3 separate regions of the Homo sapiens genome follow, and all the other regions are linked to region 1. The links are chromatin contacts, found by Hi-C or POLR2A ChIA-PET in ENCODE. All regions are on one chromosome and are shown on one strand. Each heading gives the region's core, a stretch centred on a gene start or an enhancer-like site at or near the end of the contact. The rest is flanking DNA. Distances are from core to core; before and after follow the strand shown. Region 1 overlaps LINC01776 (long intergenic non-protein coding RNA 1776). Region 2 has its middle 110 kb from the start of LINC01776. Region 3 holds the start of LINC01776 (long intergenic non-protein coding RNA 1776).

Evidence for each region. Hi-C counts contacts between places; a loop is a spot of excess contacts on that map. ChIA-PET counts read pairs that join two places held with the same protein, here RNA polymerase II (POLR2A). Pooled maps may share reads with other maps.
Region 2: a loop to region 1 is called in a map of PC-9, with 13 times the contacts of the local background. The contact joins two enhancer-like sites. A Hi-C loop is called at or near these places in 3 of 168 maps with a recorded cell type or tissue (PC-3, PC-9 and endothelial cell of umbilical vein) and 3 of 50 pooled maps. POLR2A ChIA-PET finds 5 or more read pairs at or near these places in 3 of 52 experiments (MCF 10A, PC-9 and activated T-cell).
Region 3: a loop to region 1 is called in a map of PC-9, with 8 times the contacts of the local background. The contact joins the promoter of LINC01776 here to the enhancer-like site in region 1. A Hi-C loop is called at or near these places in 4 of 168 maps with a recorded cell type or tissue (Caco-2, PC-9, endothelial cell of umbilical vein and 1 more) and 2 of 50 pooled maps. POLR2A ChIA-PET finds 5 or more read pairs at or near these places in 3 of 52 experiments (A549, BJ and GM12878).

Annotation. Positions count from the first base shown.
Region 1 is chr1:98,261,408-98,265,999 of GRCh38, forward strand. The region is part of intron 2 of LINC01776 (long intergenic non-protein coding RNA 1776); the gene reads left to right. All of the region lies in intron 1 of LOC124900404 (a long non-coding RNA gene), which reads left to right. Among named protein-coding and RNA genes, the nearest start is that of LINC01776, 53 kb to the left of the region's middle. Within about 2 kb of position 2,429, at least 2 of the 41 ENCODE cell types and tissues checked have a DNase peak (open chromatin) inside an H3K27ac peak, as active enhancers do; they include PC-9 and endothelial cell of umbilical vein, where a contact is called at or near this core.
Region 2 is chr1:98,321,478-98,326,069 of GRCh38, forward strand. No RefSeq gene overlaps it. Among named protein-coding and RNA genes, the nearest start is that of LINC01776, 110 kb to the left of the region's middle. RefSeq lists an enhancer at 2,003-3,202. Within about 2 kb of position 2,559, at least 15 of the 41 ENCODE cell types and tissues checked have a DNase peak (open chromatin) inside an H3K27ac peak, as active enhancers do; they include PC-9 and endothelial cell of umbilical vein, where a contact is called at or near this core.
Region 3 is chr1:98,208,838-98,213,429 of GRCh38, forward strand. LINC01776 (long intergenic non-protein coding RNA 1776) reads left to right here and starts at 1,874. Exons shown (of 3, transcript NR_046088.1): 1 at 1,874-1,973. The region is part of intron 1 of LOC124900404 (a long non-coding RNA gene); the gene reads left to right.

The DNA of each region.
Region 1 (4,592 bases), core at 1,179-3,678:
AGACTTAGCTAATGCCCTGCTTTTCTCCCCATCTCCCACTCACATAGGAAGTTATATTATGCATTATTCATCACTTACCTCACTACAATTGTGAACCTTGATTTTTCTTTTTCTTTTGAGTTCTGAGCTCTTTGAGACCTATCTGTGTATTTTCAGCACCCAGCAAAACTCCAGGTATAGGCACACAATAAATATTGTTGAATAAATAAACTGGTATAAGTGAACATACCTATAAATATTTCTTCCATTAGTTAACTCATTGTCATTAATTGCACACATATTTGAGTGCCTACTACGTGCCCAAAGGATATTGTGCTACGTAGTGATAGCAACACAAATGGCAGGTTTTGTTAACTAAGTGATATGTCAATTTCGAATGAATAAATATTTCTACCTTTTGATCTTTTCCTTTCAGTATTATGCCCACCATGTCCTCTAACATGCATACTTAAGTTTAAATTTTTTAAATGGGCAAAGTGCACCTAATTTCATTGCACATATTTAAGCAGAGCTTTAGTATTGATTAAAAGTTGTAATGCAGTGCTTCCCTTGCTGACCTCCCAGTCCATTAATACTGTCTGTATTTCATCAGCAGACCTTTGTAAGCATCCACCATGGGTTAGACTCTCACTGTGCTTGGTGCTTAGGAAAGGGCAGAGAAAGGCATATACTATTACTACTGGCCTTATGAGAGTAACAGTCTAGTGGGAGAGGCAAGTGTTTTCCAAATAACTATTCAATGATTACTGTGACTAATATTACAAAGGAGAATAAAATGCTATAAGAACATAAAATATGAGAGTGAATTTAGAAGGACGATGGAGTCTTTGTGCTGTTTCCTATACCTAGAACACTCTTCCCACTATCATTTCTCTAGTCTAATTTTCAGATCTCACTCTAACAGCTACTTTTTAGAGACCTCCTTAGCCTCCTCTCCCACCTCATCTCAGGCTCATCTAAATTAGATCTTTATTTTTTTCTCTCATAGCATTCCATTGTGTCCCTTCAAACCCATTATCATACATGTGTTACATGTGAATTTGTGTAATTATTCATTGTTTGTATTTTCTGTTGTTTTAAGCTCCAAGGAAGTGAGAGCTGCATTTCTTTTGTTCACATACTCAAGGTTTAGCACAGTGCGTGAATTTATCACGGGTTCAATAAATACAGATGGCATACGTAAATGGAGGAATAAATGAATGAGTGAATGTATACATGAATGAACTGATATTTAAGCTAGATTCTGAGCAACAGTCAGTTGGAAGTAGCCACATAGAGAATAGAATGCCTTCCAGACAGATGGAACAGCATGTGTGAAAGTGCCTGAAATGCCAGAGAGATATAGGCTCATTTTTGAAGCAATTCCTGAATATCAGAAGGCAAAGAGTAAAGAGAAAAGGGACACAATATGAAGCTGGAGGCATTGGAACACCCCATAGCTTCCAGAGCCTTTTACACCCTGTTAGGACGTTCAAATTATATTTAATATTATATATAATACTTGTGTGTGTGCATGTATATGGTCAATTGGTACTGAATTACTACACTGCATTCCAGCCCCCCAGATAAGGAAAACTTGATATTTTTGTACCCGCAAACCGTCAAGATGTATACTTAATTCTGCTATATGGAACACTGTTTTTAAAACAGATCACTACTCGAGATTATAGAATAGGCGAACTGACTTAGCACAGAAAAAACATGGTGCACAGCACATTCAAATTAAGTCAGACCCTCCATGTGCCTGAAGAACCTGTTGGTAAACAGCTGTATAATGAGAGGCTGACTGCTCCCTGCCCTTCTTCAAGTTTGCTTGAGTACTGTGGCTTAGTGTTTGTGTGTGTATGTGTGTTTTCCACTATGATTATCCAAAATCAGGAATGCATTTAACAAATAGTAATGATATACTGGAAATAAAATTTTCCACCTAAGACTTCACCTCACTAGTTAGCCTCGTTTTCAGAAGGCTTGAACATACATACACTCATACACATTGTCCATACAATTACTTTGAAATACAAATGAGATTTGAGATTACATTATATTGTGTCTAGACCCTGATGTTCAAAGTCAGAAAATTATACTTTAGAGTATAAGTGACTCAGTGCATTTAGAGTTTGGCCTTAGGTGGGAATATGCTACATTTACACTATCGGCTGCAACTGTGAATGGAGAAATGAAGAAAGGTGATATAAACACAAGGTTTGGCATATCAGGTTTTCCTATTCTTAAAGTCAGCTTATGAGTTCACATAAGTCATTTTGTTAAGGCGTGGACTTTGTGTTTTCTCCATTTTGAATCTGTAAGAGAACAGGGAGCTTTTTATTTAGTGAACTCTTGCAAAGACACAAACCCCTGGACATCTAAAGCATCTCTCATTCATTAGATGCAGTCAGACAGAGGTTTGTGTGCTCTCAGTGACCTTGCTACCACACTCTAGCTTCCTGGAGCAATGCTGGAGTGTGTTCCTTTCTGGCTTGGAGTCTTTCGCATGACAGGCTCTGAACACATTCATCGAATATGTTAAAGAACTCAGATCCTTTCTGGGCATGACCTTATTTGTTGTAAATACTCTCAAGGGAGGGTATTAGTTGTTCCCAGTCCCTGGAATACTCCTAATTTGTGGTATAATGCTAGCTGATGCCAGCTAACATTTATTACAGGCTTATTTTGTTCCATTAGTTTTCATATATTAAATCATTTATTTCTTACAACAAACCTAGAAGGTAAACACAGACGAGGTTCACAGAGTTTATCCAAAGTCACATAACTATGAATCATAAAGCTGGAATTTGGACACGAACAGTCTGACTTCCTCCATCTTTTTTTTTTTTTTTTTTTTTTTTTTAAGACGGAGTTTCGCTCTTATTGCCCAGGCTGGAGTGCAATGGTGCGATCTCGGCTCACCACAACCTCCGCCTCCCAGGTTCAAGCGATTCTCCTGCCTCAGCCTCCCAAGTAGCTGGGATTACAGGCCACCATCACGGCCAGCTAATTTTGTATTTTTAGTAGAGACGGGGTTTCTCCATGTTGAGGCTGGTCTTGAACTCCTGACCTTAGGTGATCCGCCTGCCTCGGCCTCCCAAAGTGCTGGGATTACAGGCGTGAGCCACTGCGCCTGGCCGACTTCCTCCATCTTAATGTCTAGGCTGTGTTGCTACTGAAGTGGAGTGATGTGGCTTTTTAGATGACACATTGATGAACAGTTTTTATTTTAATTACATTAGAAATAGGCAATTTGCACATCAAAGTCATGATTTCATGGTTATTGCTCAGGATAGAGCTAAGGTAAAAAGGTGATTCCATTTAAATGTATATATAAAATATTAAATAAAAAACTAGTAAAACAGATATGACAAAAATATGTGGCAAAATAATGACGAAAATTGTGTAACATATCCCTAATATACTAAAGTACGGAGAAAATCTGTTTGATTTACAGCAGGGTGGACCACATGGCAAAGTCAATGCTTTTCTACAGTTAAGGGTGCTGTTATTTAGACATACCGTGGTTATTACGCTTCATGCTCTGTTACTCCTCAACAAAATGGCAATTACAGAGGCAGGTGTATGCTTTACTGAATGCCAGAAAGGTGGAAAGATTTTTCAGATTTTTTAAATTAGACATAGCTTTCTAATTTTCCAGGAGAATATTACTTATTATTAAGTTTTAATGTTTCCAGTAATTTACTGCGATTTGATGAACAACTTGCAAATTACAATATAGATTGTCATGACTAAATACTCTGTGGGGGCAGGGTTTGTAGCTACAAATCTGTACTCCACGCCGGTAGGGTGCTTGTTAGATTGAATTGGATACATGACTTCCTTTCTAAAATCTGGCAGGACAGAGAATTATTTGTTTCTAACCCATACACCTCCCCACCACATAAGAAATTAGAAAGCCTCAAATCCCCATTTCTCCTTATCTGCTGTTTTCTTCCAAGCTTCAAGAAACCAGAAACTTATCAAGCACCCCTAAATCATGGCAATCCTTTCCCTAGGCATAGAGTTGAAGGCAACTAGTAATAACGTATATTTTTTTCTATCCTGCTATACTTGTTACATAGGGAATAAATTAAAGGATAGAAGAGCTACAAAAATTTAGATCATTGTACTTATTAAAAGGCAGGGATGATCTTTTAGGGCTAAAAGAATAAAGTTTTAATTTGATTCTGCAATATTTCCTATCTGAAAAAGGCCCGCAGCTGTACTACCTGCTCTTGTTTAGCCAACTCTTCTTCCCATCCTAGTTCTAAAGTTTTTTCCCAAATTTCCTCCTTCATGAAGTTTACACATGGAATTAGACAGATGACTTGGATCAAGCTATAAGAAAGATCTTCAGAGAGGTTCCTGTAAGTTCCTTCCAAAGATCCTAAATGATGCTTACAGAGTCAGAAATTTCTTTATTAGGGATTTATTTCTCCACATTAAGTAATCGTGTCTCCAGAAATTCCCTGTCAAAATAATAATGCAAGTAATACAAACAACACTATAATTGGCTGCTAAGATCTTGATATTTTTCTTGGATAGTTAGCAACTAGTGTTAAATCAATAAGGAAACTGTGTAAATTCTTTTAAAAAAGTCTTTT
Region 2 (4,592 bases), core at 1,309-3,808, 60 kb after region 1:
TAACTTTATGGGACGACTGTTTTATATGCAGTCTGTCATTGACTGAAACATCATTATGTTGTATGTCACTGTAATTACATAAGGTGCTTCTAATAAAGGACTGTTATTCAAAAACACAAAGATTTCATAAAGCTCAACAATAAAAAACAAACAACCCAATGTGAAAGTAAGCCAAAGACTTTAACAGATACCTCACCAAAGAAGATATACAGATGGCAAATAACCATATGAAAATATGTTCCACATCATATGTCATTAGGGAAATGCAAATTAAAGCAATAGTAAGATACTATTAAATACCTCTTAGAATCCCCCAAATTTGGAAGACTGACAACACCAAATGCTGGTGATGTAGAGCAACAGGAACTCTCATTCATTAATGGTGGGAATGCAAAGTAGTACAGACACTTGGGAAGACAATTTGGTTGTTTCTTATAAAACTGAAGATACTCTTACCATATGATCAGCTGTTTGGTATTTACCCAAAAAGTTTAAAACTAATGTCCACACAAAACCTGCACTTTATTGTTTTAAGAGCTATGTTCATAATTGCCAAAACTTGGAAGAAGCAAGATGTCTTGCAGTATATAAATGGATAAATTAACTGTGGTACATCCAGACAATGGAGCATTACTCAGTGCTAAAAAGAAATAATATCTATTAGGCCATGAAAAGACATGGAAGACCTTAAATGCATATTATTAGTGAAAGAAGCCAACCAAAAAGAGCTTCATACTATATAATCCAACTATGTGACATTCTGGAAAAGGCAAAACTATGAATACAGTAAAAAGATCAGTGGTTGCCAGGAGGGAGGCAGTGGGGGGTGGGGGGACGGTGTGAATCAGCAGAGCACAGAAGATTTTCAGGGCAGTGAAAATACAGCATCTGTATGATACTGTAATGATGGATACATGTTATTATACATTTGCTCAAAGCCATAGAATGGACACCAAAAGCAAACACTAATACAAACTTTTGACCTGGGTGATTCTGATGTGTCAATATAATTTTATCAATTATAACAAATGTTTGCTAATACAAACTTTTGACTTGGGTCATTCTGATGTGTCAATATAATTTTATCAATTATAACAAATGCACAGGAGATGTTGATAATAGAGTAGGCTATGCATATGTGGGGGCAAAGGGTACATGGAAACTCTCTGAGCCTTCCTCTCAATTTTACTGTGAACTGACAACAGCTTTTAAAAAAATAGTCTTTCAATATGAAAAAAGTCAGGGATTTCCATTTTTGCCTTGTCACAGAAAATTTAAAAAACAGGGGCAAGAGACAATCATAATCTTGCAATCTCAGTAAAGCAATACTAACATATCAATGCATTTCCTTTCCCTTGCTTTCCCATCTATCTTTTTACAAACTGGTTGTAATCATGTTAAATATATTTTACCCTGGTTTTTAATTTAACGTCATATCCTAAGTAGTTTCTCTGTTTCCACATGATTTAAAAAAAAAAATCAGTTTAATATAACATAATAATTTACTGGATATGCCATAAGTCTCTGAAATAATCCCTGCTGTTCCTATTACAACTGTAAATATATCTCTTCTCTGTTTTTTCTTGCTTCTGAAATTAAGCTGATTATTTGGTATAAATTCATGCAATCCAGAAATGCCACATTCAATCATGCATTCCACATACATTATTGACTACTTGATGCCAAGTACTGAGTTAGTCTCTAGGTATGTAGTGGTAGACAGAAAAGTTATTGCCCCGGCCTTATAAAAATGTATAATCTAGTGGGGGAAGGCAGGAACAGGTATTTTAAAAATGGATACAAATAATTATATATTTCTGAACTATGATAATGTTATGAATGAAAAAGCATGGTGCTTTGAGAAAAAACACTTGGAGAATTGGAGGGGGACACCCATTTTAATTGTGTGTTCAGAGAATACTTTTCTGAGAATGTGGCATTTCCAAATGATTAAAGGCAGCTAGCATAATAGAAATCTGAGGAAATATGATTCCAGATAGAGCAAACTATATGTGCCAAGGCCTGAAGCAGAAATGTGCTTACAGGGTTTCAGGAATGAAGCAAGAGGAAACCAGTGTGACTGGAGAGGGAGTGTCCTGAGATGAGGCTGGGGTGAGATCATGTTGGGCATTGTGTTGTCATGAAATTTGGATTTGATTTTATAGGAAATGAGATTTGATAGACCTTGAAGAGGGCAGAGGCATAATTGCTTTTATGAGAATGGTTGGAGACCTGCAAGAGTGAATGAAGACAGAAAGATTAAACAATGCAGAGTCCAGATGGGGGAAAATGGAGGCTTTTGCTAGAAAGTAGAAGTAGAGATGGAAAAGAAAAGATGAATTCAAAACATGCTTTGGAGGTAGACTTGATAGAAATGTATTTGATTGGAAGTAGGGGTAAAGAAAACGGTAATTCCAAGAATGACCCATATACAAACTGTGGTGGCTTTGTAACATGCCACTTTGGCTAGGCTGAATTACATTTCTGGTGAGGGTGGGCCACGGAGAAATTCTTGCAAGATTTGGAAGGCAGGAAGGAAGTCTCAGCTATTTTGTGGTTCACACGCCTTGTCGCTTATCTGCTGATTCACCACCTTGGAATGAGGCAGCAGCTGAGCCTGCAACTGTTCAACTTTCCTCTAAACTTTCCTTCAGCTTCTCCAACTTTTGGACCAATTCTATAGCACCATGATGAAGGGCCTTTGCTTCTGCAGGTCACCCATACCACCAAAGCCAATAAATGTGGTTTTGCTCTGTTCTGAGGAGTTTCAGTTCATGCCTGTGGGTTCCAGCTCTTTCTTAATATCCTTGTATTACATCATGTTCTCTTTTTCACTGTCTGCCCTCTGGACTTCATGCCCAAGCAGCAGACACAAAGACAGCAGCCTTACGGAAAGTGTTTAGCCCCCACAATGGTATCAGGCAAAATCCCTGTAACAGACTTGTCTGTTACTGACTTGACTGATCATAAATGAAAGTAACGTGTTTCCAACATTTTGCAGAAAAGTCGCATGATTATTAGTAGTATAATACTTATTGCTATGTTCACAATGGCTTGTGTTCAATACTACTCATCTTCATTTTTGTTGACAAGTGTCATGTACAAGGATAAAATTTTTGCTGAAATCATACCTTTTTCTAAGAAGTCTATGCTGCTTTAATTTAGCTCACTGAGTTGTTCCTTAAAATGATTTTTCTTAATCTATTGGTCTGACTATAAGCAACTTATTCTTTAAGTCTAATAAAGAGAGATTGAGTGTACCTATTTTCTTTATTTATGAATTATACTTACATAGAAATCTATCTGCTCATTACAAGACTATTGGTTAAGATAGGTATAATCACGACTGTCACAAAAATGTTATTCAAAGTTCCATCATGATCATAGAACCTCATACCTCATCTTGAAATTTTGAGGGATACAAAATTAAGACAGTAAGAGAGGAGAGAGTGACAGAGACATACAAACAAAAAGAGAAAATAAAGAGAAAGAGAAAGTGAATGAGAGACAGAAATGTGCTTTTAAAGAAGTTAAGATAATAGTAACTCTGAGTTGCTCCAGAGGAAAGGAATACAAATTTCTCTGTATTAGAGGGATTTTCTGTTTTTGGGAAAAGAAGTCTTAATTTTGGCTTGAATATAGAATCAAGCCATTTTAGTCATTTTATTTGAATTAAGACTTTCAAGTTCTGAAAGCTATCAAGATAAACTTAATGTCATTACAAAATAGTGAAAATACAATAATTGCAAAGTGTAATTTCAGTGAAGCCAGTACTGCTGCTGGAGGTTCTGGATAAATGTCCCTTACACACAGGGTGTAGAAAAGGTTGGGACTGACTGAAAGTGTCTGGAGAAAATGGGAATGCTGCCTATGATGTACTCATTAGTGGAACAGGTCTGCCATTGTTTCTGAGAAGAAAATGGAGACTGAAGGCAATGTTATTCTGAAATTACCTAAATAACTAAAATTATGAAAATATACATAAATAAAAGTTAAAAAATCAATTATTTGAATTATTTAGGAAAAGGAATCAGGCCTGAGTTGGTATCAGTTGAGCCCAATCGCTTAAGTATGATTTTAAGGAGGCTTTTGCAATGTTCAAATGCATTGATTTGTTATTCAACTCTACTTCTCTTTCCATAGGTAAATAAACTTTCTGCCTCATGACTCCTTCCCTTCTTCCTTCTTTTTCAAATGCTCAAATCTGCTGTAGAGTAAGTAAATCTTCTATTGGCAATGAGTCCCACAAAGAAATAATGTCTTCGTTTGTTCAGGTATCATGTTTTGACAAGAAGAATCTTGCTGTTCCGTTATTTTCTAATCTTAACTGGATTCAACCTGTTAGTCATTAAACTCCCTAGCAGATGGAAAGAATAGTCTGTAGTGGTAGTTCCCCAAACACCGTGACTTCAAGGGGTCTGATCATCCAGATAGATATCAAACAGTACTTATATACTGAAAAAATGACACTTCATATATATGTACTATGTTTCATATGTATGCAGATACTAATTGATTGATAAATTAGAAATTTGTTTAAAAACATTCCCGAATTTAAACTACTTTTTTGGGCACTTAGTCACTCTAAAGTA
Region 3 (4,592 bases), core at 624-3,123, 53 kb before region 1:
AAATAAAACAAAAATAATATAATCTTTAATCATTTAACATATAAAAGGTAAGGTCATGTCTATGCTAAAATGAAAGAAAGAGCAAATTTGTGGTAAATTGTATAGCTTTTGTTCTCCTGGCAATGTTTATTCTATAACTGGGTCTTTCTTTTTTGTATTTTTAAAGTAAGCATTTAATCAAAAACATTTAGTCAAAACATCATGTTTTTGTTTGTTTATTTGTAAGAAATTATATTTCAACATATGTAGGTTAAAAATGTGTTAGTTTGGTTTATTTTCTTTGTTATTTTATCTCCTTTTTTTTTTCTTTCAGATCATCACTCAGCCTTGGTGAATTGTTTTGATTAGAGAGAGAGAGGTCTTTGAGATGGTTTGCAGTGAGAGCGTCATGGTTTGTGCAGGCAGGCAGTATTCTTTTTGTCTTTTTATTGGGCCAAGGACATCTACAGATTTTATCAATAGGTGCATAAAAATTTGTAGATGGGGGTGGAACAAAGTTTCATTCTCTCCATAGACACAGCACCAAAATTATCAAATTGAACACATTTCTACTTGAGAAGGCTCAAGATTTGTCCTTAGCCTGAATTGTGCATGTTCTTCCTTTTAATATGCATTTTTTTAAATGCCAGGGGAAATTTAAGCGGTGTTTATTAAAGCAGAAATGTATTGATGACATGTGTTGGAGGTTTTATTTCAATCCCCCGAGTTCTGCAATGAACAGATCTGTTTTACACTCAGCCCAGGCAGCCTGATTTACCCACTGGCCCTTCTGTTGGATACCTGGTGATTTTATTTTTCATCCGTGATATGGTTCGGTTGCCCCCATTAAAAAACATATGTTTAATTGAAACTTTTAAAGAAAATTTGAGAAAATCTTATTTAAAGAAGTTTATCACACATTATAAAGAACTTTTTGAGACAGAAAATATTTTAAGAGGAAAAAAAGCCTTAATTTTCTAACTGTTTGTAGTGATGCTCAGTGACATTGCTTTGATATAGAGGAGTATGATAAGGGCTGTTAGCTGATTTTCTGAGATCAACCCATTTTAATGTACTTGTCCAATAATTAACTCAATACTAGATGAAAGCAGTCTTCCAAATTCCAACATTAAGTTTTAATACCAAGCCAGGTATGAGGCATTCAAACTCATTGCAGCAAACAGGTTTCTAAGTGTGGCTTTTTCTTTCATGCAGAGAAGGGACTGATTAGTTTCCCAAACCATAAAAATTGTTTTCTTTCTTTTTCTTTTTCTTTTTTTTTTTTTTTTGAGGGGGGCGGGGTGCGGTTCTGAAACTGATTTCTTGGTTGTCTCCATTACTCACAAATCCGCTTGCCATATTTGGTAGCAAAGGCAGGGGCTAAACTTATCTTAGCTGTTGCCCACAATTTATGAAGAGATAATCCAGTTCATAGGAAATGAGGTACTTCAAGTATTTGAGGAATGGCAAGTATTTCTTTGTCAGCATTGATTCAGCTTCAAATACGTCTCCTACTGATCTCTGGACTACCGCTCTACGCCGCATTGATCCATGCAGGAATAATTGTAAAGAGTTTCCAGGATTTCTTTTACTATCAGAAAAACAACACCCTGGAATCACTTTGCCTGTGGTTTATAGTGAAAACAGCCGTCTGAGCATTTTGAGCCAATAGCTTTGGATAAGGTGTGTAATTTGTTTGGTGCTAAGTTCTGTGACATGAAAAGTAAATTACAATTGGGAAGGATAGTGGGAAGAGGGATACCATTATTAAAGAAAAAGAAGAAAAGAAAAAAATATTGTTTCAGCAGCAAGGATTTTTGAGGTTTAATTCTTCTCCCCACTCCAAATTTGCTGGCTTGAGGCTACTCATCGCTTCATTGCCACCCATAAAAGCACATGGATTTTAAGCTGATGAAAAAGATGGACATGGATTATGCCTTTTCCTCTGCCAATGCTATGAGAATACCTTGGTTCACTAGAAGAAATGCTGACAGGTAAAAATGAATAGAATATCATAATTTTTATTCAAATAGGATAGCAAATGCTTGTAAAATATTCCTAAAATTGTGCATAACCTTTGATTCAGATAAATCGCTTTTAAGAATATAGAAATAATCATGTGTTTGAGCCCGGAGTTTGCTGCCTAACCATGGCACATTAACATAGGTAAAATTAGGAACAACTTGAATGTCCAAGTGTGGTCTGAATGAATATATTGAGGTATACACTAGTAAAAATGTAAGTAGGTGGACTCATACCTTCGCAGCAATGATACACTCTTGTAGGCATTGAAAATGTGTTGATACTAATCTAGATACTGAGCATAAAGAATTAAGGAAGAAAAACAAGGTCTATGATCGTATTGAATTTATATTATGTATGGAAGAATTGATAGTGACAGAAAAGTACATTTAACATATATTTTTAAGATAAAAATTAGGTGGCTAAACCTGGGTTTCCCAGGAAGCAAATCTAATGGCAGATGGCTTATGTACTATTGCTTTATTAGCAAGTGCCATCCCAGGAAAGAGAAGTGACAGAGCAGGGGAGTAAGGCAGGGAAGAAAGGGAGAGCCAACAGGAGGAGAAGGCATTATTGATATTGATAGTGATATTGGTCACTGCTGAGTTAAACTGATTGCTGGTTAAGTGAGGCTGAGCCCTCCTCAAGTAGCCATGTAAAGCATCTCTCTAGACTCTGTAGAGTAAGGGTTGGGAGCAGAAAGGGGGAAGAATGTGTCCATTGGCTTCTATATCTATTGGTCATTTTTTTCCCTCTGGGGTGTTAATTCTTCCACACTTCCAGGTTATTCATGTGTGGACAGGCACTGAGTAGATGCATCTGTGGGCATCCCCAAGGCATTTCAGGTATGCATGTTTGAAGTAGGTCAAAGCCCACCCAGGAGATGCCTGGGTGTTTGATGCATGTAGAACACTGATTGAGTAGGTTACGAAATATATGATTACTATGATTCCGTTTTTGATGTAGAAATACTTAAAATGTTAACAATGATTATAGTTGGGTTTTTGGAATATGGTTTGTGTTTGTGTTCTTTTTGTCTTTGCATTTTTTTCTTGCAATGAACATGGATTGGTTTTGCAGTAAGAAAAAAACTAAAAACTTATATTTTTAAAATGGAAATTTGTCATTCTTCATATTTCACAAATTATGATTTTTCTCCAATGTTATTTACTTAAAATTTTTCATTCTTCTTATTTCACAAATTATGTTTTTTTTTTTACTATTATTATTACACTTTAAGTTTTAGGGTACATGTGCACAATATGCAGGTTAGTTACATATGTATACATGTGCCATGCTGGTGTGCTGCACCCATTAACTCGTCATTTAGCGTTAGGTATATCTCCTAATGCTATCCCTCCCCCCTCTCCCCACCCCACAACAGTCCCCAGAGTGTGATGTTCCCCTTCGTGTGTCCATGTGTTCTCATTGTTCAATTCCCACCTATGAGTGAGAACATGCGGTGTTTGTTTTTTTGTCCTTGCGATAGTTTACTGAGAATGATGATTTCCAATTTCATCCATGTCCCTACAAAGGACATGAACTCATCATTTTTATGGCTGCATAGTATTCCATGGTGTATACGTGCCACATTTTCTTAATCCAGTCTATCATTGTTGGACATTTGGGTTGGTTCCAAGTCTTTGCTATTGTGAATAGTGCCGCAATAAACATACGTGTGCGTGTGTCTTTATAGCAGCATGATTTATAGTCTTTTTGGTATATACCCAGTAATGGAATCCTGGGTCAAATGGTATTTCTAGTTCTAGATCCCTGAGGAATCACCACACTGACTTCCACAGTGGTTGAACTAGTTTACAGTCCCACCAACAGTGTAAAAGTGTTCCTATTTCTCCACATCCTCTCCAGCACCTGTTGTTTCCTGACTTTTTAATGATTGCCATTCTAACTGGTGTGAGGTGGTATCTCATTGTGGTTTTGATTTGCATTTCTCTGATGGCCAGTGATGGTGAGCATTTTTTCATGTGTTTTTTGGCTGCATAAATGTCTTCTTTTGAGAAGTGTCTGTTCATATCCTTTACCCACTTTTTGATGGGGTTGTTTGTTTTTTCTTGTAAATTTGTTTGAGTTCATTGTAGATTCTGGATATTAGCCCTTTGTCAGATGAGTAGGTTGCAAAAATTTTCTCCCATTTTGTGGGTTGCCTGTTCACTCTGATGGTAGTTTCTTTTGCTGTGCAGAAGCTCTTTAGTTTAATTAGATCCCATTTGTCAATTTTGTCTTTTGTTGCCATTGCTTTTGGTGTTTTAGACATGAAGTCCTTGCCCATGCTTATGTCCTGAATGGTAATGCCTAGATTTTCTTCTAGGGTTTTTATGGTTTTAGGTCTAACGTTTAAGTCTTTAATCCATCTTGAATGAATTTTTGTATAAGGTAGAAGGAAGGGATCCAGTTTCAGCTTTCTCCATATGGCTAGCCAGTTTTCCCAGCACCATTTATTAAATAGGGAATCCTTTCCCCATTTCTTGTTTTTGTCAGGTTTGTCAAAGATCAGATAGTTGTAGGTATGCGGCATTATTTCTTAGGGCTCTGTTCTGTTCCATTGATCTATATCTCTGTTTTGGTACCAG